Regions from separate parts of the Homo sapiens genome. Here regions 2, 3, 4, 5 and 6 are each linked to region 1. The links are chromatin contacts, found by Hi-C or POLR2A ChIA-PET in ENCODE. All regions are on one chromosome and are shown on one strand. Each heading gives the region's core, a stretch centred on a gene start or an enhancer-like site at or near the end of the contact. The rest is flanking DNA. Distances are from core to core; before and after follow the strand shown. Region 1 holds the start of PTP4A2 (protein tyrosine phosphatase 4A2). Region 2 overlaps LOC105379772 (a long non-coding RNA gene). Region 3 holds the start of TINAGL1 (tubulointerstitial nephritis antigen like 1). Region 4 holds the start of PEF1-AS1 (PEF1 and COL16A1 antisense RNA 1). Region 5 holds the start of EIF3I (eukaryotic translation initiation factor 3 subunit I). Region 6 holds the start of CCDC28B (coiled-coil domain containing 28B).

What was found. A loop is a pair of places that touch in the nucleus more often than their neighbours do. ChIA-PET counts read pairs that join two places held with the same protein, here RNA polymerase II (POLR2A). Pooled maps may share reads with other maps.
Region 2: a pooled map shows a loop between it and region 1 (4-fold over the local background). The contact joins the enhancer-like site here to the promoter of PTP4A2 in region 1. A Hi-C loop is called at or near these places in 3 of 37 single-sample maps with no recorded cell type and 4 of 50 pooled maps.
Region 3: a loop to region 1 is called in a map of PC-9, with 4 times the contacts of the local background. The contact joins the promoter of TINAGL1 here to the promoter of PTP4A2 in region 1. A Hi-C loop is called at or near these places in 5 of 168 maps with a recorded cell type or tissue (Calu3, PC-9, ascending aorta and 2 more) and 4 of 50 pooled maps. POLR2A ChIA-PET finds 5 or more read pairs at or near these places in 2 of 52 experiments (AG04450 and WTC11).
Region 4: a loop to region 1 is called in a map of CD8-positive, alpha-beta T cell, with 3 times the contacts of the local background. The contact joins the promoter of PEF1-AS1 here to the promoter of PTP4A2 in region 1. A Hi-C loop is called at or near these places in 8 of 168 maps with a recorded cell type or tissue (B cell, CD8-positive, alpha-beta T cell, ascending aorta and 5 more), 4 of 37 single-sample maps with no recorded cell type and 16 of 50 pooled maps. POLR2A ChIA-PET finds 5 or more read pairs at or near these places in 9 of 52 experiments (CD4-positive, alpha-beta T cell, CD4-positive, alpha-beta memory T cell, HEK293 and 5 more).
Region 5: a pooled map shows a loop between it and region 1 (5-fold over the local background). The contact joins the promoter of EIF3I here to the promoter of PTP4A2 in region 1. A Hi-C loop is called at or near these places in 1 of 168 maps with a recorded cell type or tissue (breast epithelium) and 2 of 50 pooled maps. POLR2A ChIA-PET finds 5 or more read pairs at or near these places in 2 of 52 experiments (Caco-2 and activated CD4-positive, alpha-beta T cell).
Region 6: a map of gastrocnemius medialis shows a loop between it and region 1 (2.1-fold over the local background). The contact joins the promoter of CCDC28B here to the promoter of PTP4A2 in region 1. A Hi-C loop is called at or near these places in 1 of 168 maps with a recorded cell type or tissue (gastrocnemius medialis), 1 of 37 single-sample maps with no recorded cell type and 8 of 50 pooled maps.

Annotation. Positions count from the first base shown.
Region 1 is chr1:31,936,676-31,940,384 of GRCh38, forward strand. It overlaps PTP4A2 (protein tyrosine phosphatase 4A2), which reads right to left and starts at 1,693. Exons shown (of 6, transcript NM_080391.4): 1 at 1,312-1,693. RefSeq lists enhancers at 850-899, 2,010-2,279 and silencers at 1,080-1,419, 1,196-1,367, 1,570-1,949.
Region 2 is chr1:31,481,511-31,485,219 of GRCh38, forward strand. LOC105379772 (a long non-coding RNA gene) reads left to right here. Exons shown (of 3, transcript XR_001737618.2): 3 at 570-646. Among named protein-coding and RNA genes, the nearest start is that of LINC01226, 35 kb to the right of the region's middle. RefSeq lists an enhancer at 1,665-1,974 and a silencer at 2,639-2,817. Within about 2 kb of position 1,906, at least 13 of the 41 ENCODE cell types and tissues checked have a DNase peak (open chromatin) inside an H3K27ac peak, as active enhancers do.
Region 3 is chr1:31,574,616-31,578,324 of GRCh38, forward strand. It overlaps TINAGL1 (tubulointerstitial nephritis antigen like 1), which reads left to right and starts at 1,900. Exons shown (of 12, transcript NM_022164.3): 1 at 1,900-1,980; 2 at 2,519-2,843. The coding sequence starts at 2,534. It overlaps LOC105378626 (a long non-coding RNA gene), which reads right to left and starts at 3,282. Exons shown (of 6, transcript NR_188671.1): 1 at 3,229-3,282; 2 at 795-1,055. RefSeq lists an enhancer at 1,711-2,431.
Region 4 is chr1:31,642,371-31,646,079 of GRCh38, forward strand. PEF1-AS1 (PEF1 and COL16A1 antisense RNA 1) reads left to right here and starts at 1,766. Exons shown (of 6, transcript NR_184313.1): 1 at 1,766-1,926; 2 at 2,342-2,476. PEF1 (penta-EF-hand domain containing 1) reads right to left here and starts at 2,506. Exons shown (of 5, transcript NM_012392.4): 1 at 2,471-2,506. The coding sequence starts at 2,494. RefSeq lists enhancers at 2,236-3,006, 2,326-2,395, 2,636-2,975.
Region 5 is chr1:32,221,157-32,224,865 of GRCh38, forward strand. EIF3I (eukaryotic translation initiation factor 3 subunit I) reads left to right here and starts at 1,251. Exons shown (of 11, transcript NM_003757.4): 1 at 1,251-1,288; 2 at 1,382-1,474; 3 at 2,878-2,965; 4 at 3,254-3,319. The coding sequence starts at 1,286. It overlaps TMEM234 (transmembrane protein 234), which reads right to left and starts at 1,197. Exons shown (of 5, transcript NM_019118.5): 1 at 1,151-1,197; 2 at 711-862; 3 at 1-41. The coding sequence starts at 1,166. RefSeq lists enhancers at 470-1,669, 946-1,579.
Region 6 is chr1:32,198,727-32,202,435 of GRCh38, forward strand. It overlaps CCDC28B (coiled-coil domain containing 28B), which reads left to right and starts at 1,869. Exons shown (of 6, transcript NM_024296.5): 1 at 1,869-1,983; 2 at 3,187-3,373. The coding sequence starts at 3,210. RefSeq lists enhancers at 528-1,086, 1,087-1,644, 1,857-1,936, 2,195-2,714, 2,627-2,846 and 2 more.

The DNA.
Region 1 (3,709 bases), core at 443-2,942:
ATGCCAAGATCAGAATACCAGCAAACAACTTCTCACCATCTTCACCAATACAATGGTGTGCTGGCAAGTGATTCTGAAGCCCTGATAATGTGTCATTCTGTATCCTTAATCTCCTTTTGCACACTCAGCAAGGCATAACTTCACTCACTTCCCTCTGAAACTACTCTCTCTTACAGAGCATGACAGCAAGTACCATATTCCAACTCAGCAGTGTAATGTAGTTTGGCGACTCCGGACAGACAAACATTTGCTGAATGCCTACAGTGACACTAGAATTGCTAGTCACTGCTAATTTCTTGACAAATTCCAGGAAATAATAAACCAGACTACAGTTCAATTTACCTAACAATAAAATACTCTTCACCTGAAAAACTAGCAGTACTTTACAAAAGTTTATGCTCCTGAACACTCTACAGGCCAGAGTGTAGGATTTTGGGCAACAGACAAACTTCTTTTCGTTAGCTCTCAGGGGCCCCAGACTAGGATAGGATGGCATCATTGACAAATTTGAAAATTTACTTTGAAGTCATGAAACGTGGGAGAAAAAAATGTATAGAACAACAACAAAAAAACACATCACATCCTTTCTGGGGGAAAAAAATTAAAATCCCAGAGCCAGAAGATCATAGTGCCGCTGGAGGAGACTTATACCCCCTTTCCTCATACTTGAACCTGAAGACCCACGGACAAGATGCTCCCGGAAAGAACTCCCCAACCCAACACACCAGGGTTCACTATCGCCACACACAAAGACCAAGGGGAAGGGCCTCTAGGATGCCTGCTCACACACTGGACACACGCCGGCACACCCTACCACACTCCTGCCTCTGCCACGCACCTTCTCACCGACACACACCATGTTCTCCCCCCACACTCACCCGCTCTTTACCACACTCTCAACTCTCTCCTCCCCCATTTACTCACTCATTCTACCACCACCCCTCATGCCCACACGCTCCCCACACACCCATACCCTCCCCTGCCCTCACCCACATTCCCCCAACATCGACACTGCCTCCCGACGCGCTCCCACTCCCCCCACCTCCTCGCACGGACACTCAGCCCTGTCCCCCACTCACACGCCCTCCCTTCACCAACTCACTCTCCCCCACGCTCGCACAGCTCTCTCCCTTCCACACACACGAGCCCGCCCCTCGCTCACCCACCCTCGCTCCCCCGCCCCGGCCCGGCCCGGCCCTCCTTCCGGGGACGTGTCTCCGGCCTGCACTAATGGCTGCGGCGCCTCCCGCCCTCCCCTTCCCCGAGGCCCCCGGCGCCGGCGCGGGGGCCGCCCGGGAGGGGCGCACTCACGCTGGCGAGCTGGGGACTGGGCATTGAAGTCCGGCGGTGGCGGGAGCGAGGAGGCGCCTCTCTCCTCAGTCACCTCGGCGGCGGCGGCGGCGGCGGTAGCGGTGGCGGCGGCGGCGACGACTCCCCCCCAGCCTCGGCGCGCGACACCCGGCCCGGCCCGGCGGCGGCGGCGGCGGCGCGTCTCCACGAGTCCGTCTTGCTGCTGCTGCTGCGGCCGCCGCTGCGTCTCCTGCTGCCGCCGCTGCCTCCGCTGCCGCCGCTGCCCTGTGGCGTCACCTCGCGCCGTGCCCGGCCGCCGCTGCCGCTCCAGCCGCTCCCGGACAGACGACGGTTACAGCCCGGCCGATCGCGCCGCCACCACCACCGCTGCGCGCGCAGCCGGAACCAGCTCCCGCCGCCGCCCCTCAGGGGGCGCTGCGGGGCGCGGCGCGCAGGGCCACCGGCCCGCCCTCCGCGTTCGCTGACTGGCTGGCTGGCCGGCTCGCGGGCAGTTGGGCCCGCCCACCTGCCCCGCGGGGCGCTGACCCACTGCCCTGGGCGCCTCCCCCGCTCCTCCTCCTCGTGGTTCGTTCCGCTCCGCACTCCCGGCTACGGAAGGCGAGTCCATGTGATCGGGGAGGGAAGGCAGAACGTGGCCTGGGGAGTCGCTCGCCCACGCTGCGCCCCGCCCATCCGCACCTGGGCTGGGTCGAGGGCCTGCAGCCGAGGTGTGACCTGCAAGGTCGAAGGGTTCTTTCTCGCTACTTGGCCCTAAGGCCTCGGGTCAGATCCTGATGGGACGGGGTGGCCGCCACGTCCTGGGCTTGGGGATTTCCAACTCAGAAGTGGGAACCTGGCCAGCTCAGTTCTCGGCTGCCCTTCCTGAGGCCCCAAATGAATGGCGTGTGCATCTTCGTCGAAGATATTAATACGCCACCCCCAGCTCTGCCCACAAGACACACACCCACCCTAAGAACTGTCCCTGACAAGCCAAAATTCAGACTTTCAGGATGTAGGATCTTGGGCAAGTGATTCCAAGTATTATCAACTATTAAATGGAAATAATAATCAGCTACCTCATGGGCTCTTTCACGTATCGATAACAACGTATGAAAACGCTTGAGAAGGGCCAGGCGCGGTGGCTCATACCTGTAATCCCAGTACTTTGGGAGGCCGAGGAGGGCAGATCACAAGGTCAGGAGTTCGAGACCAGCCTGGCCAACATAGTGAAACCCTGTGTCTGCTAAAAATACAAAAATTAGCTGGGCATGGTGGCGCCCGCCCGGAAGGAGGGCCGTAATCCCAGCTACTCGGGAGGTTGAGGCAGGAGACTCACTTGAACCCGGGAGGCGGAGTTTGCAGTGAGCCGAGATCGTGCCACTGCACTCCAACCTGGGCGACAGAGTGAGACTCCGTCTCAAAAAAAAAAAAGAAAGAAAAAGAAAACGCTTGAGTTGAGAAAGTGAGAAAGAAGAGACCCTGAATTTCAAGCTTTCCGACTTAATGTCACCTTTAACGACGCAGATTATCGTAGAGATTCTCAGGTGGAAAGGTTTTTGCCTCTTGCATTTGGAAGCTAGCCAGAAATTCTTTGCCAGATCATGCGTCCTGAGTTTTGGTTTGGAAAATGTGGTCACTAGCGAGCTAGGAGGCTGGTTTGGGCCACGACCAGATGGCAAAGTGCGGCATTGGAGGCTGGCTTGGGAGGGAGATGTCTCCCCCTGGGAATTGCGGGTTGGGGAGGGTCTGTTCTTTCTGTCCACCCCTGGGAAGTCTTGCCTGCCCAGAACTGGCGCCTATATAGGAAGAAATGAAGATGCTCCCGTGGGTGCTTCTCCCCCACCTCGCCACCACATCCATGCTCATCCAGCCCTGCGGGGAGAAGCAGTGATCTGTCGTCATTAGACCTTCCCCACAAGGTAGACTTGGGGCATTGCTTCTGACCAGAAGGCTTCCATTAGCGCTTAGCAGTAAAAAGAAAGGTCTTATGACTCAGCCGCATCAAGCCACAGCACAGAGTCCAGGATGTTCACCACCAGGTGGCCCAGGAGGGGGTATTCTAGGGCAAGGCTGGCTAGCAGGGCTGTGTGGGAGTTGAGAGAGGCCTTGAGGAGCAGGAGGGGCTGCAGATCAGTAGCAAGGCCCTTAGGTGAGGAGCACAGACTGGGCTCACTTGCATTCTGTCTGCCTCCAGCAAGCAGTATTTTCTACTTCCTGGAAACATAGACTGATTTGAAAGAAAGAGCTACCACCTCTGCAAAACTTTTGCTGCGTCTGTGAGTTATTGATTCTTCCGATAAAGTTGCAAAACACCTTGTGCAATACTCTACCATAGTACTTAACATGGAATTGTAATTGCCTGTTTTCAGATTCTCCCCTGCTTAAATGGATCTATTTGGGGCAGTCTAGCAGATTGTTT
Region 2 (3,709 bases), core at 656-3,155, 450 kb before region 1:
AGAAGAAGAAAGTAAAAGAACGGAGAAATGTATCATGCAAACAGAAATCACAAGAAAGCTGGTGTCGCTCTACTAATATTACAGAATAGACTTGAAAACAAAAAGATGATACTCTTTTAAAGAGAGACATTTTATAATCATAAAAGGGTCAATGTGTCAGGAAGATATAATAATCATAAACATATATGCACTTAACAACAGAGGCCAAATATATGTGAAGTAAAAACTGACAAATGAAGGGAGAACTAGGCAATTCAACAATAGTAGTTGAATACTTTCAATAATGAATACAATATCTTGGCAGAAGACCAACAATGAAATAGAAAACTTAAACTACACTATAAACCAAAAACTTAAACTACACTATAAACCAACTATACCTAAAATACATCTTTAGAACACTGCACCCAATAAATTATACAAGAAAAGAAAAATTGACCTTTGAACAACACGGGTTTGTGTTTGAACTCTGTTCATTCACTTATATGTTACTTTTCTGCTGCCTCTGCTACCCCTGATATGACAATACCAACCCTTCTCTCTTTCTCCCTCTTCCTCCTCCTCCTCAGCCAACTCAGCATGAACACAATGAGGATGAAGGCATTTATGATGACCCCACTTCCTCTTAATAAACAGTAAATATATATTATCTTCCTTGTGATTTTCTTAATAACATTTTCTTTTCTCTAGCTTATGTTATTGTAAGAATTCACTATATAATACATATAATGCACAAAAAAATGGGTAGATAACCTGAGGTTTATTCAAACAGTGGACTACTTTATAGTATTTGAAATAATTTAAGTAGAGTTACATGAACCAATAAGGATAAACTTAAAACACACTAAATACTGAAAAAAGAAGCAGGTTGCAAAATGATATGGTATGATACTATTTATTTTAAATTTTTAAGAACACACAAAATAATACTTTATATTGTCTATGGATACATACATAGGTGGTAGAAATACAAATGCATGCATGGCAATGATACTTATCAATTAAAAATTTTTCCTGTGGGGAATAAGGGAGAAAGGAAGGACTCCTGCCCATAGGACCACTAATGCTACTCTAACCCTAATCAGGACTGGGTACTGAGTGTGGGGAGATTCCCTCACCCCAGTTGGGAGTAGCCACAGGGTGTTAATCAGATTCCAAGGCAACCCTTGCTCTCTATCCATCGCACATGAATTTGAGCTTGTGATCTTGGGCACAACCCACAATCTCTGGACCTCGGTCAACCCATTTGTGAAACGAACTAAAGATATTTGCCCTGGAGAGTGGCAAACTCAGTGTCAACCTTCACACTGTCAGAAGCAAATGGGGAAGATAATCTAGACTGCCTTGTACTGTGTGGCTTTGTAGCAGCACAAGCTGCAGACAAAGCCTCTCAGACACCGAGTTGTAGAAGGAAGGGCTTTATTCAGCTGGGAGCATCGGCAAGCTACTGCCTTAAAATCTGAGCTCCCCGAATGCACAATTTCTGTCCCTTTTAAGGGCTCACAACACTAAAGATTTCACATGAAAGGGTCGTGATTGATTTGAGCAAGCAGGCAGTACATGACAGGGGCCACATGCACTGGTGGTCAGAGAGAAACAGAACAGGGCAGGGAGTTTCACAATGTTCTTCTATATGATGTCTAGAATCTATGAATAACATCGGTTTCTAAGTTATGAGTTGATTTTTAACTACTGGGTTTAGGCCAGGCAGGCCCAGGCCTGGTTTTTGGCCTGGCGCCGGGCTGCCTGTCTTTGGTTTTACTTCCTTGTCGTTTTTTCTTAAAACGGGTACTGAGTATAAAACAATATCAGAGGGTCTCTCTCTTCCCTCAGCTTCACTGTCAAGTAAGAATTTCTCTCCCCAGGGGAAGCAGATGGAATTAAAACATGGTGATTATTCTTAAACACCTCACGCAACGGCTGCTACACACCATCTGTGAAGTCAGTTGCAGATCTATGATGAGGAAGTAGAATCATGTGGTCCCCAGGCCCTTTGCTGAAATGTCTTTCTGCTGGGTAATTAATTACGTGGTGTTGAAATGCTCTGCGTCAACTCCCTTTGGTTTAGTCATCATGCTTGCTTAATGTTCTGTTAATGTCCATGCTGCTTTCTAGGAACTTGCACATCAGCATCGCTGTCCAGGTTAAAGGAATTTGCAATGTCCCCGTAGGCCCTGAATTTCTACCCTGAATGAAACAATGAAAAGGGGGTGACCATACTCTCATCTTCCCCAGCTTCCTGGTTGCTGCAGTGTAGGGGGTTGGCTGTGGGTGGTGGGTAATGAATCCCTGTTGGCTCCTATTGCCAAACAGACTGATTACACATCAGCTCTGATAACTGACGGATCCCACCCTCAGACAAAAGCAAGAAAATGTGGGTAGCAGTTTGCATTGTAATTAGTAGGGAATAAAAGGCTCTAAGTGCCTCATGATTTCTGGTTCATTGGAATTGAAAACAAAGTAAGGTCTGGTACTGAGGGAGAGTCAGTCCCTATTTGGTTGACCCCAAAACATTTGCAATTAGATTTGCTGGATCTGGGATCCCAAGAGATTTTGAACCATGGGGTGGGAAGCCACCAAATTCAAATTCTTGATGGCATGATGGGCTTGATCCATGGGGAATGGGGCTCCCCCAACCCCTTTCTGCTGCCACCAACAGCTGAGGCTGGTGTTGGGGAAGAAGAACCCAACAGTCCAGCAGGCAGAGGCAGCAAGTCACTGGTAGGCTGTCCTCAGTAAGATCTTGTCTCTGCTCAGCAGCCCCAAGTGGATGAGTATTTTGTTTTTTATTGTGGCAAAATATACATAACATAAAATTTACCATTTTAACCCTTTTTGAGTATATTACTAGGTGGTATTAAGCACATTCATGTTGTTATGCACCCATCACCACCACCCATCAACAGATTTTTTTTTTTTTTTGGGAAGGAGTCTCACTCTGTCGCCCAGGCTGGAGTGCAGTGGCAGGATCTCGGCTCACTGCAAGCTCTGCCTCCTGGGTTCAAGCGATTCTCCTGCCTCAGCTTCCCGAGTAGCTGGGACTACAGGCGCCTGCCACCATGCCTGGCTAATTTTTTTGTATTTTTAGTAAAGACAGGGTTTCACCGTGTTAGCCAGGATGGTCTCTATCTCCTGACCTCGTGATCAGCCCACCTCAGCCTGCCAAAGTGCTGGGATTACAGGTGTGAGCCACCACACCTGGTCTGAATTTTTTTGGGGGTGGTGGCTCATGCCTGTAATTCCAGCACTTTGGGAGGCTGAGGTGGGTGGATCACGTGAGGACAGGAGTTTGAGACCAGCCTCGCCAACATGGCGCAACCCCGTCTCTACTAAAAATTAGCCGGGTGTGGTGGTGGGCACCTGTAATCCCAGCTACTCTGGAGGATGAAGCAGGAGAATCACTTGAACCCGGAAGGCGGAGGTTGCAATGAGCTGAGATGGTGCCATTGCACTCCAGCCTGGGTGATGGAGGTGGGGATAGGGGAGGGGGGAACTCCGTCTCAAATAAATAAATAAAAAGAACATTTCAAAGTAAGGACATCCTGTCACATAACCTCTAATTATTTCAGCAAGCATCTCTTTAAAAAAAAGGACACTCTCCTACATAACCGCATGGTTATTATCCCACCTAAAAAAGTAACAGCAATTCCCTAATGTCATGTAAATTCCAATGCAAATTTCCTCAATTTCCCTCCAAATGTCTTGTATA
Region 3 (3,709 bases), core at 650-3,149, 360 kb before region 1:
TGGCGGTGTGCACCTGTAGTCCCAGTTACTCAGGAAGCTGAGGTGGGAGGATTACTTGAGCCCAGGAGGTCAAGGCTTCAGTGAGTCGAGATCGCGCCACTGTACTCCAGCCTGGGTGACAAAGTGAGACCTTGTCTCAAAAAAAAACAAAAAACAAAAAGCAAAAAAAACCCAGACGATCAGATGTGGACTGACAGACTCAAGCAGAAGCAGAAACACCCCCACAAACACCGCAACTCAGATATACACATGCATACATGCACACAGAGATAACACACCCAGACTCACGAGGGTAGCCTATGCGGTGTGATTTTGGGCAAAAGAGAGGCCAGATGTCTCTAAACAAGCCCCCAGCCCCAGAACCATGAAAAAGTAGGTACCATAAAAGTAGGAACTCTGGACACGAACTCTTTTGAAAGAAAGCAGCTTTCATCTCTTACCCTGAGGATATGACATTTACCAATACCGAGGGGCCCGTCCTGCAGTAAGATGAATGGAGTTTAGATAAGAAAAGAGACTTCCCAACCAGGAGCACGTTGAGACCTGTAGTGGGTGACTAAGGGTGACTAGGGGTAAAGGAGTGGGCTGGTGGCAGGCAGGGAGCCTGTGTTCTGGCTGCACGACCTCAGGCAAGTGCATTCTTCTGAGCCTCAGTTTCCCACCTAGGCTTTGTCCTCCCAGGTCCCTGCAGGGAGCAGATGGGCAGCTCCTGGGTGTGTTAGTGCCAGTGCTGGGGCCCCCGGATATTATCCCTCCACCCCCACCACCAGGGCAGGACCCCCTTGGTGACTCACCACCCAGTGGTCCATGGCAGGGGTAACCCAGCCACAGGTGCCGGTGATCCTCGGCTCTCTCCCTTCCCCCAGGGTCTGGCCAGCTGAGGATGCCCCTTGGTTTGGGGGAGGTTTGCAGGGAGGTCAGTGGGAGGGCAAAGGGAGTCCCTGATGCCTTCCCCGGGGCCACATGTGAGGCTCAGGCCTGGGCCTGGGAGGGTTTGTCCAGGTGTAGTCTCTTTTATCCTCTTTGCTGGTAGAGACCTCTGGCCTGGGCCCAACCTGTTGAAGAGAGGGCGTTGCACAATAGGGAGGTAAAAGGTGACGGCAGACCTGGCGGGACAGAAGCCCCATTGTTTGGGTCCCAGGCCAGCCTGGGCAAAGAAAGGTTTATGCCTGCGGCAGGAAGGAGGGCCTCTGCAGGGGGTGCCAGCTGGTAGGGCCCTTGCCTTTGGACCCTTGGAGGGGGACAGGTGCCAAGCAGGATGCCCTTGGGTTTGCTAGAGAGGGCAGTGCTCGTCTAGGGGCCCAAGCAGGCAAGGGAAGGCAGACTCAACAAGGGATCAAAGGGTGCAGAGGCCACCCCCACACCCTGCCCACCTCCCAGGGATGAGCCGCCCAGGGCACCTAAGGATCATACTCCTGGAATTCCAATCATTCCTAGGAGCTGGGGTGGCTAGGGGGGCGGCACCCAAGCCTAGGGGGCACAGTGGAGAGGGGTGTGCATGGCTATTTTTATTACCGAGGGGTCAGGAGAGGCTTACAGAATTTTGCCTCACATGCCCTCCCCATCATTTCCCAAACTTGTGTCCATAACCCAGAGCTCGGCTGCCCATATCCCCCCTTCTCCACCAGAGCCCCTCAGCTCCACAGGGATGCCCACTGTGAAGTCCTTCCCAGTGTGAAACCGCAATCCTTCCTGCTTGGGGTTCCCCTAAGGGAACGGCTTCCGCCACAGGAGACCCAGCCAGGACAATCGTGTGCTTGTCGTTTCTCCACCCTGCAAGCCCATGAGTTGTGGGGTAGTTACTCCAGGTACAAGCCAGGCGCCCCTCCCTTCCGCCACTGCTGGGGCGGTGCAGAGGGCGGGCGGTACAAAAAGCGCCCCGCCCCGCGCTCCTCTCTTGACTTTGAGCGTCCGGCGGTCGCAGAGCCAGGAGGCGGAGGCGCGCGGGCCAGCCTGGGCCCCAGCCCACACCTTCACCAGGTAGGGACGCTCCCCTGCTCAGAGGGCGGAAGGTGTAGACAGAGAAGAAACAGGGGGAGGGGGCAGGTAGAGGAACCAAGACAGATGGCAGAGAGAGGGACAGTGGAGGGGGACAGAGGGACACAGGAACAGAAGAGAGGTGTACCCAAAAGACCGGGGGAGACAGGAAAGCACAAAGTCAAGGACCCAGGTCAGGGATGGAGGCTGCTGGAGGGCAGAGAGACCTAGGACAGGAGAGAAGACCTTGGGTCCACAGGATGAGTGTTGGGTGGGAGCACCAAGAATGCCACCACCCTCATTTCCTTGTCCTTGAAGGTCCCTGCCTAGGTCAGGGAGGGGCTCCGTTTCTGCCCAGTCCCCATCCCCCTATAGCCAGGGCCCACACACTGGGGCTCCTCTGCCCGTGTCCTGCCTGGGGACTCAGGAATCGGGATCTCCCTCCCTGCTGGGCCCTCTTGAACTCACAGCTCCAGGAAACTGGGAGACTCATCCCTGGTGTTCCAGGGAGTCTCTGCTGCCCACCATCTCTGCCCCCCAGGGCCCAGGAGCCACCATGTGGCGATGTCCACTGGGGCTACTGCTGTTGCTGCCGCTGGCTGGCCACTTGGCTCTGGGTGCCCAGCAGGGTCGTGGGCGCCGGGAGCTAGCACCGGGTCTGCACCTGCGGGGCATCCGGGACGCGGGAGGCCGGTACTGCCAGGAGCAGGACCTGTGCTGCCGCGGCCGTGCCGACGACTGTGCCCTGCCCTACCTGGGCGCCATCTGTTACTGTGACCTCTTCTGCAACCGCACGGTCTCCGACTGCTGCCCTGACTTCTGGGACTTCTGCCTCGGCGTGCCACCCCCTTTTCCCCCGATCCAAGGTGGGCACTAAGATGGCCAGGAGGGTGGGTCACTTTGTCCACCTCAGACTCAGCAAGGCTCAAGAGCAAAGCTGATGGATGCACTGACATTTCCAGGGGAAGCTCTGTAGAATCTGGGACTCTTCCCTGCCCCTCTGGGAACTTTACTCTCCAGCAAGACTGAAGAAGCTCCTTGGTTAGAATTCTAATTTGGCCCAGGGAAAGGGCAACCTCCCACATTTTCTCCCAATCCTGTCTCTTTTCCAGACACGGAAGGTGCTGGCCGCACCTGCTGACTCACTCTTGGGCTGATAAGGCACATATGGGTTGGTGAGGGTCATCTTAGCCATTTTTCTGCCTTTGCTGAGGATTCTAGGATCCTGTGCCCCGAGATGGCTGCTCATACCTGGGAGATGGGTCAAATCTTTTCCTGCTTTCAGCCTCACCATCATCCTTTTCCATGCACTTGCCCCTGTCCAATAGGAGAATCACTTGCGTTCCTTCCCACAGTTCCATGGGGCTTGGGCCGGCAGACTGCATACCTGAGCTGTCATCTCAAGAGTGCTGTGTTATCTTAGGACGGTTGCTTACCTTCTCTGGGCCTTGGCTTCCCCATGCTCCTCCCACTCCCCATCTCCAAGCCCTAACTTATTTAAATGGAAAAGGATCCCAGGAATGTTGTGGCTGGCATCCAAGTAAAGTAAGAGGAATCCAGGTTGGAATCATTGAAGAACTTCCCAAACAGCAGTTGGTGTGTGACCCTGCAGGATTTGTCTTCAGTTATAGTTTAATTTCAGTGAGAGCTGGTGTGTGTGTGTGTGTGTGTGTGTGTGTGTGTGATGTCTTCAGTTATAGCTTAATTTCAGTGAGAGCTGGTGTGTGTGTGT
Region 4 (3,709 bases), core at 516-3,015, 290 kb before region 1:
AAGCACTGAAATCCACCAAGCTCGTTCCCCCATAGGACCAAAGGGTGCTTGAATTTTACTACTCCAATACCCAGTCCCTGCTTGGGTACCCTGGACTGGAAGCAGTGGAAAATTACAGGAATTCTGACTCCTAACAATAGGCTGGAATCCTCCAAAGCTATGTAGTGGGTGGAGGGGAGGCAGCACTGACTGAGATGCTTTAAAACAACTCGTTTCCTTTCTTAGAACACCTGAGACCAGGAGGCGGACAAGGGTATGGTAGGAAAAAAAAACAACATTTCTTTTTCTATTCCAGACTCTTCTCTCTGTGCTCCTTTTCAGTATTTCACTCCAGGAATAGCCCAGGCAGCATGGCATCATGAGAGCAGTCACGGCAGCAAGAGCTGCCACCAGACACTGGCATGTACTAGGCACTAGCAACACGCCAGGCTCCCTGCATTTTAACCTCATTTTAGCCCTTTTCACAGGTATTATTTCTCCCTTTATACAGGTGAGGAAGCTGAGGCTCAGAGCCCTTAGTTTGTCCAGGGGTATATAACTATTAAGTAATACAGCTAGAATTCTAGCACAGTTCTCTCTAACCTGTCACTGCTTTTAGGATGCACACCAATTGTCCCTAATGCTTATTAGCATGTAGATTCCTGGGTACAGAACAGGTCTGAAGTGGGACCCAAAAGTGTGCTTTCTTAAACAAGCTCTCAGCTGATTCTGAGGCAGAAGACCAGCCACTGGGAAACAAGGCGCTATGAATGTTTTTTCAGCCTGTGTTCCTCAGAAATACTAGAGTCAAAAAAGTGACCAGACATCTGAAAAGAAAGCCGGGAGGCGGAGTTTCTATGGTTAGATATGTTTAAGAAATACTGCATATTATATTCCTTTCTGGATGATTTACAATGTACATTAGCAAATTAAGGATTCTGAAATAGCTTGTGGTCAATAAACTTATTCAGCTATACTTAAGAGTATTTCCAAAACTTTAGTTAACTACAGAATCCTCCTATATTAACAATATCTATTAAAACCTCCCAAGACTCAGCAAATGGAATGGACTTTAGGAAGCAACTGCTATGCTACACTTCCTAACTCCAGCCCGCACTGGCCTCTCTCTTTCCTACCTCTCTCTAAGGATGCAATAAGAGAAGTCCTAAGCTCTGGTCATGGCCTCACCCTCACTTACTACGTGTGACTTTTGGGAAGCCACTTAACCTCTTTGGGTTTGCTCCTCAGCAGTTAATTAGGGGTAATAATACCTGCATGCCGATAGGGACTTCATGATTAGGATAATGGAGGTCCAAACACTGTGTAACCCGCACAAGACTGCACTCCCTGGAAGGACTGTTACATCTTTTGGCCTGTGACTAAACTCAGTTGAGCACTGTGTAATATACCAATTGATCTTGTTTTCCCACATTTCGTTTATGGATTTCATCTCCTAAATAACTGTGTGATCGCAGCCCTCTGTGGGCTTCATTTCCTCCTCTGTAAAATGAGGGCTCTATTTTGAGGACCCTCCGGGCACTGGCCTTTTAGAAGTCTACTAAAAATCAAAATGCTAAAGGGCAACACATGTTACACCTCACTATGTACCAAACGCTTCGTAAGCATCACCTCCTGACTCTCCACAACAGCTTTATGAGGCAGATCCTATTATTCGGCCCTATTTTACAGGCGGAAACTTGGACTCAGAAAGGCAAAACAGCTTGCTCAAGGGCTCACAACTATTTAGGTGGTAGAGCTAAGATATGAACCTACCTCTGACACCAAAGTGCACTTCAACACCCTACTATCACCCAACAAAGAATTCTGGCCACAGAATCACCTTGCTGCGGTATTCCTGACTGAATCAAGATACGCTGGGGAAGAGGCATCTGAAGATAGCCCGGGTTCTGACCTCGGCCCTGCTGCCTAACTGCCTGGTGACTTCAGGTAAGTTCTGTGTCTTCTCGGGGTTCACTTTTCTACACGCGAAATGGCGGTGTTGAACTAAGTCAGTGGTCAAACCAGCTCACTTGTGGCGCCTGCTACAACCAGAGTTTCCTGATGACTCTGATGCAGTGTGGGGTGGGTCCGGAAGCCTGGATTTTTATCCGACGCCCCAAATGAGATCGGCGGAACCAGAACTCTAAACCTCCGGTCATGGCTGATGCCCCCGCCCAAGGCCCCCATGAGGGCCTTGGGAGGCTGTGGAGCCCAGGCCAGCGCCAGCCTGGACCTGTGGGGTCCAAGGTCCCCAAATCCTCGAGTGAGCGACGTCAAGGGGGCGCGACACGACCTCGCGAATGTGCGGTCCTTCATGACGTGAGCAGGGCGCGACCGACGGTCCCTTTTCGGTTCTCTACAGCGCAAGGCCTCGCTGAAGCGAACCCATCGTGGGAAGGGCGCGGAGAAAGCGGGGAGAAAGAGCAGGGGGACGTCGGGCCTGCGCCTGGCACCGCCGCTACCTGGATTCGCGGGCCCCTCACACACTCACCTGCCGGTAAGGATAGCTGGCCATGGTGATTCTGACGTCACACTCAGGCAAGGGGTGGGGCTTTCCGCTCTCAAACCCGCCCCTCGTCTCGGCTTTGGGGCTGGGCCCGCATCTGATTGGACGTCCGCGCCTGTCAATCTTGGGTGCTGTCGGCCGACGGAAGTGACGATGGGGGCGGTGGGCGGATGCCTACCCGAGAGACCAGGGGAGCTAAGTGATTGATGGAGCTTCCGGAAGTCTTGGCGGCTGTACCAGCGCTAATGTTCCTCCTTTTCCTGAGGTGGAGTGGGCCGAAGAGGTGGTCAGGTTGGGAAATTTAGTGAGAAGCCTGGGTGGGGTGTTGCTGCGGTAGCCATGTTATAACCTGGCAAATGGGACGCATGATAGTGACGTAATTGCTGGAGTAGCTCCTGAGTTTCCGCAGATGAGCCGCGGGAAAGGAGACGAGGGGCGGTGGCCAGGCGGTTGCCCTGACAACGGGGAACCGACCGACTCTTCCCGGTAGGGAGAGGCGATGGCGGAATTACTCCTCTAATGTCAAGGTACTGGGTACCAGTTAGTACCCTTGTAGTGGGATACAGATCTGTGGTCTTTGGAGAAAAAAACCCCAGATCATTAGAGTTGGAGGAAAATTGAATTATCTAGTGCCTCTTTCTTCATAAATGGGGAAACTGAGGTGCAGAGAGGCAGTTGCCTTGCCCTAGCTCACAGTGGGTCGCCTAGAACCGGGGTCAATGGATGTCCAGTTCTCAGCAGGGAGGTCTAGGTCGGTCCCCATCGTAGGTCAAATCCTGGTGACCGAGTGATCTCAGCACCATGTACTTGCCACTCAGTGGTTCCGTTTCTACACTTATTTGTGTGCTTATTTGATTTCTTTGTCAAGTTCTTTCATGTGGGCTAGGGTTTTGTCTGTTTTTGCTTGTCATTATAACTCCAGTACCTAGTATAGCGACTGACACGATTATTAAAATAAATGAATAAATGAATGTTACGAACTGTTATCCAGTCTAGTCCATCTATCTAACCAAGTGCACTTTCCAAAATCACAGTGCTGATCATGCCACTTGCCCACTACACAGCCTACAATGGATGCTCTTCATCCACGCCTACAAAATAAGGCCCAATCTCTTCATTCTGGTACTCCAGGCCCTTCAGAATCTGGCCCAGCCTCAACTTTCCAATCTTACGGCCCCTTCTGCTACTCTGTATTTCTGTGCTCAGTTCCACCATTCAGCACTT
Region 5 (3,709 bases), core at 1-2,500, 280 kb after region 1:
AGAAGGGATCCACACTGGTTGAGGAGAAAGGGCATCAGGTACTGGAAAGAGGAGAAACCTGCAGTCAGTGTGATGGCCTGACTGAGCAGCACTGCCTTCTTTGAGCTCCTAGCGAATGTCTTTCCTTGGAGGGAGGCAGGGTTATAAGGACCCAGAGAACACTAATCCCTCTAAGGAGGATCCTTCCAGGGCAAAGAGGGAAACAGACTGAAGTCTGTGCCTTTGCTCAAACTACCCTCTCCCTCACCTCTGCTAGTTCCCATCCTGCAAGGCCTTGAAGCCAATGTCAGCCCCTCCAGGAAGCCTTCCCCAAGTCCTCCAGCTCCAGCCTTCCTCCTCTGAACTCCTCCCCTGCAGGGCCAATTTGAGCCCCAAGCCCTCCCTCTGGAAAGGCTCACAAATGTTGCCTTATGTAACTGAAGGAATCACAATAAAATGTGAATAATGGCAGCCATAGATTGAGCACTTACTATGTTCTAGGCCTAATGCTAAGTGCTCTACGTATCTCACCTAATTCCTGCAACTGACCTATCAGATGGTTATTATTATAATCGCCATTTACAGATGATGAAACTGAGGCTCAAGGACAACTGACTTTTCCGAGAATTTCTAGTGAGTAAGTGGTGGGGCTGACCCAGACCTGTTTGACTCCAAAGACCAAATTCTTGGCGGCAACTCCACCGAGAGAGGGGCCTTTCACAGAGACGCACCTCAGTATTCAAGAAGAGGGTCTTCATCTCCTGTAGCAACTGCTGGGCCCAGGTCGGCTCATGAACCCGCTGCAGGCCGGCGGAGGCCCGCTTCAGCAGCGGCTGCGTGCCACCCCACAGAGCGGCCACCAGCACCAGAGCCAACACCTGCCCTGAATGCAGACGAGTGAGTCACCCTGACCCCCACCCCAAACGGCCGCCCACCCCGCCCTCTCCTGGCCTTCTAGCCCCAGCTAGCCGCCCCCACTTCCCTCCTTCGCTCTCTTCGCCTCGGCTGCGACTGGCGGCTAAGGCAGGCCCAGGGAAGCTAGGGAGATGAATCCAGGAGTCCGGCCTCTGGGGTTGTAGCAGGGGTCGGGGTTAGAGGGTGGATGTGGAGCAGGAAATGAATTCGAGGCGAGGGTCGGGAAATCCATGGAAGGGCGGGGCCGGCTACCTACCCAGAGACGCCGCCATGGCAACGCCGCTGTCTTCTACTTCCGGGAACGAAGGGGCGGAGACCCATAATCCGGAAGTGACCTCGAAACCTTTTCCGGTCTTACTCACGTTGCGGCCTTCCTCGCGTCACAGCCGGGATGGTGAGTTTCAGAGTTAGGGGTATTGCAGTGGGGGTCCTGGGCTGAGGCTGGGGCCCAATTCCGAGCACTGACGTTACTGTCTTGTCCCCACAGAAGCCGATCCTACTGCAGGGCCATGAGCGGTCCATTACGCAGATTAAGTATAACCGCGAAGGAGACCTCCTCTTTACTGTGGCCAAGGACCCTGTGAGTGTTGGCTGGAGGGGGTCCGGGAGGGGCGGGATCCTTCTGCCAGGACGATGGGTGGACACGCCAGTTTTGCCGTTAGCGGGGAACCAAAGAGCAGCCCATTGTGAGAAGTAGGGAGAGGCCATGCCGGGGGTAGGTTGGCGAAAGTATTCTACCGGGAAAGGTGGGGAAGAACTCTATTGGCCGAGTGCGGTGGCTCACGCCTGTAATCCCAGCACTTTGAGAGGCCGAGGTGGGAGGGTCGCTTGAGCCCAGGAGTTGGAGACCAGCCTGAGCAACGTAGTAAGACCCATCTCTACACACAAAAAAATTAGCCTGACATGGTGGCCTCGCGCCTGTGGTCTCAGCTACTTCGGAGTCTGAAACGAGAGGATCGCTTGAGCGCGGTGAGCTGAGATCGTGCCACTGCACTCCAAGAAAAGCAAGAGACCACTGTGGAAAGGGGATAAAGATGAGGGTCAGCTTGCCCAGAGAACGGGATGCGACCTTTAGGGATAATCTAATCTTTCTACCAGGATAGGTGCAGGCTGTGTTATTCAGACACAGGGAACTTAATGAGGGTGTCTCTAGTCTCATTTTAAGTCAATCCCATCCTGCTACTCAATGCCAAACAATCCCTCATGATACTGCCTTTTGAGGCACCTGGCCATTTTATTTTATTTTTTCTTGAGACGGAGTCTCGCTCTGTCGCCTAGGCTGGAGTGCAGTGGCGCGATCTCGACTCACTGCAACCTCTGCCTCCCAGGTTCAAGCGATTCTCCTGCCTCAACCTCCCTAGTAGCTGGGACTACAGGCTCGTGCCACCATGCCCAGCTAATTTTTTGTATCTTTAGTAGAGATGGGGTTTCACCATGTTGGACAGGCTTGTCTTGAACTCCTGACCTCAGGTGATCCGCCTGCCTCGGCCTCCCAAAGTGCTAGGATTACAGGCATGAGTCACCACACCCGGCCTGGCCATTTTCAAGATGAGAAAACTGAAGTTCAGAGGAGAGAAGCACTGTATTTGAGATCATATAGTGAGACAGTGGCAGAGCAGGCACCAGAACCCAGACTTCCTTACTACCAGCTGCTCCCACTTGGATAAGACATCAGAGATACTGTTTTTCTGGACTGGAGCTCAACTTGGCCTTTTATTCTTTGGAGCCGTTGGGAGTCCCAGGAGAGCTGGAGCTAACAAATGAGGATGCCTTTACAAGCCGCCTGACTCCTCTGTTGCTTCCCTTCAGGAAGGGAGGAGAATCCAGGAGTTGGTCTTTTTACCAGCTCCCTGCTGTTTCCCAAGAAATAAACAGAAGAGGGCAGAATCAGCCTTGCTACAGGCTGCTGAGGGTTCCTGGGGCAAAATAGGAAGCCATTGCTCTTACTGGGATGTGTACTATCCTGTGGTTTGACTTTTCCAGATCGTCAATGTATGGTACTCTGTGAATGGTGAGAGGCTGGGCACCTACATGGGCCATACCGGAGCTGTGTGGTGTGTGGACGCTGACTGTATCCTTATTTTGGGTCTGAGTCCGTGTTGCTAGGGTCTGTCAGCGATGGAGAGGCTGAGTTGGGAGTTGGGAGTTGGGGGTGCTGTTGAGGGCCTAGAGAACGATACCTCCTACTCCCTGGTCTCTTCACTGACTGAGGAAACATTCAGGACAAATTCCAGTTCTGGATAAGGAGGTAAGAGGGGTAGAAAGGCTCTTTGGGGCTGAACAGGGAGATGATTCACTTGGCATCCCAAGAGGACAAGGGCTCGGGTGAACTTCGTCATATTTCTTAACAACTCTTCAGGGGACACCAAGCATGTCCTCACTGGCTCAGCTGACAACAGCTGTCGTCTCTGGGACTGTGAAACAGGTAAGCTGGGTTCATTCACCTTTTTAGCAAATATTGAGGACCTACAGTGTACCTGTTTGAGTAAACAGGTCCTAGGAAAATAGAGATGAAATCCATAGATAGTTTCCAGTCTAGGGAATAAGAGACAAGAAAGATAGATGAGAAAATACACGCCATGGTAGAGGAAGCATAGATTAAGTTTTCTTTTTTTTTTTTTTTTTCTTTTTCTTATTTTGGAGACAGAGTCTCACTGTCACCCAGGCTGGAGAGCAATGGCACTATCTCGGCTCACTGCAACCTCTGTCTCCCGGGTTCAAGGGATTCTCCTGTCTCAGCCAGCCCCAGTAGCTGGGATTATAGGCGCACGCCACCATGCTTGGCTGATTTTTTTTTTTGAGACAGATTCTCTCG
Region 6 (3,709 bases), core at 619-3,118, 260 kb after region 1:
GGTACAGCTGGGAAGCAGGTCCATGGGACTGGGAGAGGGGGTGAGGCTGGGCCCAGAGTCTGGGTACCAGGTTAAGGAATGTGGGCTAGATCCAGAGGGCAGGGGGGGCAACTGAAGGTGTTTCAATAGGAAATTGATAGGCTCCAGCAGTAAGGCAAAAGGCATGGAGCCAGGCATAGGCCATTTGAGGCCCAGGTTAAGAGGGGTGGACACTCATCACTGCTATTTGGGTCTGAGCTGTGGGTAGGCTCCTATAGCCCTGGCCTGCCCAAGGGAATTCACAGGGGCCTCTAATTGTATGCATTCCTTAAGGAGAGCACATTCTCTGTTCAGTTTTTACACCCCCCATTTACCCACCTCAAGCATGGGACTCCTATATGGGAGACATGCTGCTGGTGGCCTCACCCAGCACCCTGTTCTCTCTGGGTCCTGGGTTGGTCAGGCACAAAGGATGATATGTGCTGAATGCCCAGGAAATGGCAGAGACAACCCACCTGCCCTTCCCTCCAGGCCTCCACAAATAGATGTGCCCACAATGACTGTGACAGTCCCAGCAGAGCCTCTGACCCTTCTAGCTGGGTCCTGATACATGTTTTCCATGCTGGCCATGTTATTTCTAGTCGCAGATCCTCTGGAGGGTGTGGGGGGGGTGCCGCCCCAACTCTTGGAGATTCCAAGCAAAGCAGCTCTGAGAATAATGAGGTTTCTGACCCCCCAGTGAAGCAGCTGAGGATGGGAACCACAGGGGTGCTCCCTCTGTCAGCAGCATTACCACTGTCTACTCTAGCAGCTCCGGTGGGGAAGGAGAGGGATTTCTGTTGTCCCCAGTCTGGGCCCCTGGTTATTGAAAAAGTTCGGAATTACTCTTTACCCTTGTGGAGTGTTCTGAGTGTTGGAAGTACCCAGGAAGAAGCCCTGAGCAGGTGCCCTCAGGAGCAGTGCCCATGGCTCCCCACATCAGCCAAGAGGCCCAACCCCAGGAAGCCACTCCTGCCCGGGGATGGGGAAGGTGGGCTGGGTGGCTGTGTGCACTGCCCTGGGCCAGCTCACTTGAGCCTGCTGAGCCGCCTGGCCAAACATGAGCCTCTCTCCTGTTGTATCAGATGCTGTTCTGGGGACCTGCGCCAGGAGCCTCTGCCAGGGCTTTAAATAGCTGCCCCCATTGATCTGGCTGCAGGCAGCAGCAGTCACACTGGGTCAGCCTCCATCAGGTGCTCAGGTTTCCCTGAGGACTGGAGTCAGGTGCCAGGGAATCGCGTGGTCTACCTTATGACCTGGTGCTCCCCACACCTGTCTCCTAGGCCTGGGGGGTGGGGAGGACTCCTGTCACTTCATCTGCGGCAAAATACAGCCCCCACCACTTACCAGAGAAAACTGTCTGGCATTGTAGAGAGAGGGGTTTTGCCCTCAAAAGACTGTTGCTTACTTTCAGTAGAATGGGGAATGACACTGGTATCTTCCTTAAGGGTTGTTATGGGGATGAAATGTATGTAAAGTGCTCAATAGGGCACTGGACTCACTCCATTGATGGCTGTCTTTGCTCGAAGTGTCTTCCTGATGCTGCTGCTGTTGCTGCTTGTGCTTCTTCTGTGCTTACATTCTCTCTCTCTCACTCACTCACTCTGTCTCTCCTCTCCCCCGCCCCACCCCCTTTCTGACAAAGCCACCACCATTTTGTAAGGAACTGTAGCTTCTCTCTGAAACTGCCGGGAAAGGGAAAATCTTTTTAAAATAGACATCACACAACCAACAGGGTCCCCTAGGTTCAGGCGGGGAGGTGAGGTCGAGTGAGAGGAACTGCTTAGCATACGCGGGGATGCTCCTCCCATCTCACCCCACCGCGCTAAGGAGAAGGTCACTTTCTCTTTAAATGCAAATGAACTCCCTCCAGCTTAGCTTTCACCCGGTGGTGTTCCCGGGAGGAGAGGGCGGAGGGCGGAGGGAACTTGCACCGAAGCATCACTCGAGACCCCAAACCTCCAGGTCAGTAGCCCCCTGAGGGAGTGAGGGCGGGGGCGGAATGACGCGGGTCTGACGCTCTGTCTTCGAGCGCGGCTGCGGAGCTGAGCGATGAGTTTGGCACATGGCTTTGGAGCCCGGGCTTGGGAAATAGATCCCCGGTCGCCCCAGCCGCTCCTGGGGAGCACAGGCTCCGGCTCCAGTTCTTCTATCAGGTCCCTAATTGGGTCAAGCTGCTGCACGGAGAGGCAGAGGATGCGCTCCTATCTCCCCTCCCCACACCCGCAGACCCCGTCAGTGGCAGCCAGCTATGTGTCAGTGTAAATGCTTAAGCGCCACCCACCCCCCCAACCCCCCCAGTCCCAGAATTCGAAGTTAGGCTCGGTAGCAGCAGCCTGGAATGAGACCCCCAGAGGAGGGAACCCCAGCCGACCGGAGGCTTGGGGGGCGCTGCTGGACCGGGGACCTCGGAGCAGCCCAGCCACAGGCGCAGCCTTTGTCGGAGGCCCAGGCAGCCAGCGGCCAACCACCCAGTCCACCCTGGCTGCAGCTGAAGCCCAGCAGGGACTTTCCGACTGGGAAAAATGAAGCAGCTGAAAGCACACCCGCGGGACCTATAGGGAGTCCCTAATATTTTCGGTTGGGGGTGGGTGGAAGTGGAGGGATGCCGGTGTCTATGTGGGGGAAACCCACAATGAACCCTGCCCTGTATGCTGCGGCTTCTCCTACAATTACCCACACGCTGGGGCTTTCCCAGGCGCCCCTACCTGCACCTTGTCCCCCTCCCATGCTGACAGGGTTTGTTAGCATCTGCTTAGGCCCCTGATAAATAGAATAGGGTTTAGTTAAGACATCCCTAATCTTCGGCTGGGCTTCTGCAGCTCACCTCCGTCTTGTCTCCCACTACATTTCCTCTGCCAGCCCCGCCCCCCAGCCACCGTGACAGGAAGCCCCAGTAGCGCCAAGATAGTTGTGACTGGTCCCACCCTTTCAGGAGGGGCCTAGGTTTTCAGGCAGAAGGGGAATTAGGTTGGGCCTTAGAAGGTCCTTCAAGTGTACATCCACGATCCCAGCAGCAGACACTGGCATCTGGCTCTGCCCCTACCGTATAGATGAGGTGACAAGCTGGAAGGTCCCAGGGCCCTTCCTTGGTGCAGCTCTCAGGGATTTCTGGGTGAAGGGCTAACTTTGCCCCTGGCTATCTTTGTGGGGTTGCTTCCCTCCTAGGCCTGAGGCCCAGCCAGCGCCCAATGGATGACAAAAAGAAGAAACGGAGTCCCAAGCCCTGCCTGGCCCAGCCAGCCCAGGCCCCAGGCACACTACGGAGGGTCCCTGTGCCTACCAGCCACAGCGGCTCCTTGGCCCTAGGACTTCCTCATCTGCCATCCCCCAAGCAGCGGGCCAAGTTCAAGAGGTGGGTACAGAAGGGAAGGAAAGGAGGAGGGACCCCAACTCTGGGTTGCACTGTAGAGAGGAAGGCAAGGGGGGCCTCCGCCTTTAGTTCCTAAGCAATAATTGATGCCTTTCTGGAGCAGACCCCTGAGAACTCAGAGCTCACTCAGACCCAGTCCCTACCCTCAACTGTGTGGCAAAAAGGCCAGGTGGGTCACTGGGATCACATAGCGTGAGGATTCGCCTCAGAGGAGGGAGTGAGCAACTCTGCAAGAAAGTGAATGTTCCACGCTGAGAGGCTTACCTGGTATAAATATGGAAGAAAGCTATTACCTGAAAGGTTTCAGGAACCACAGGT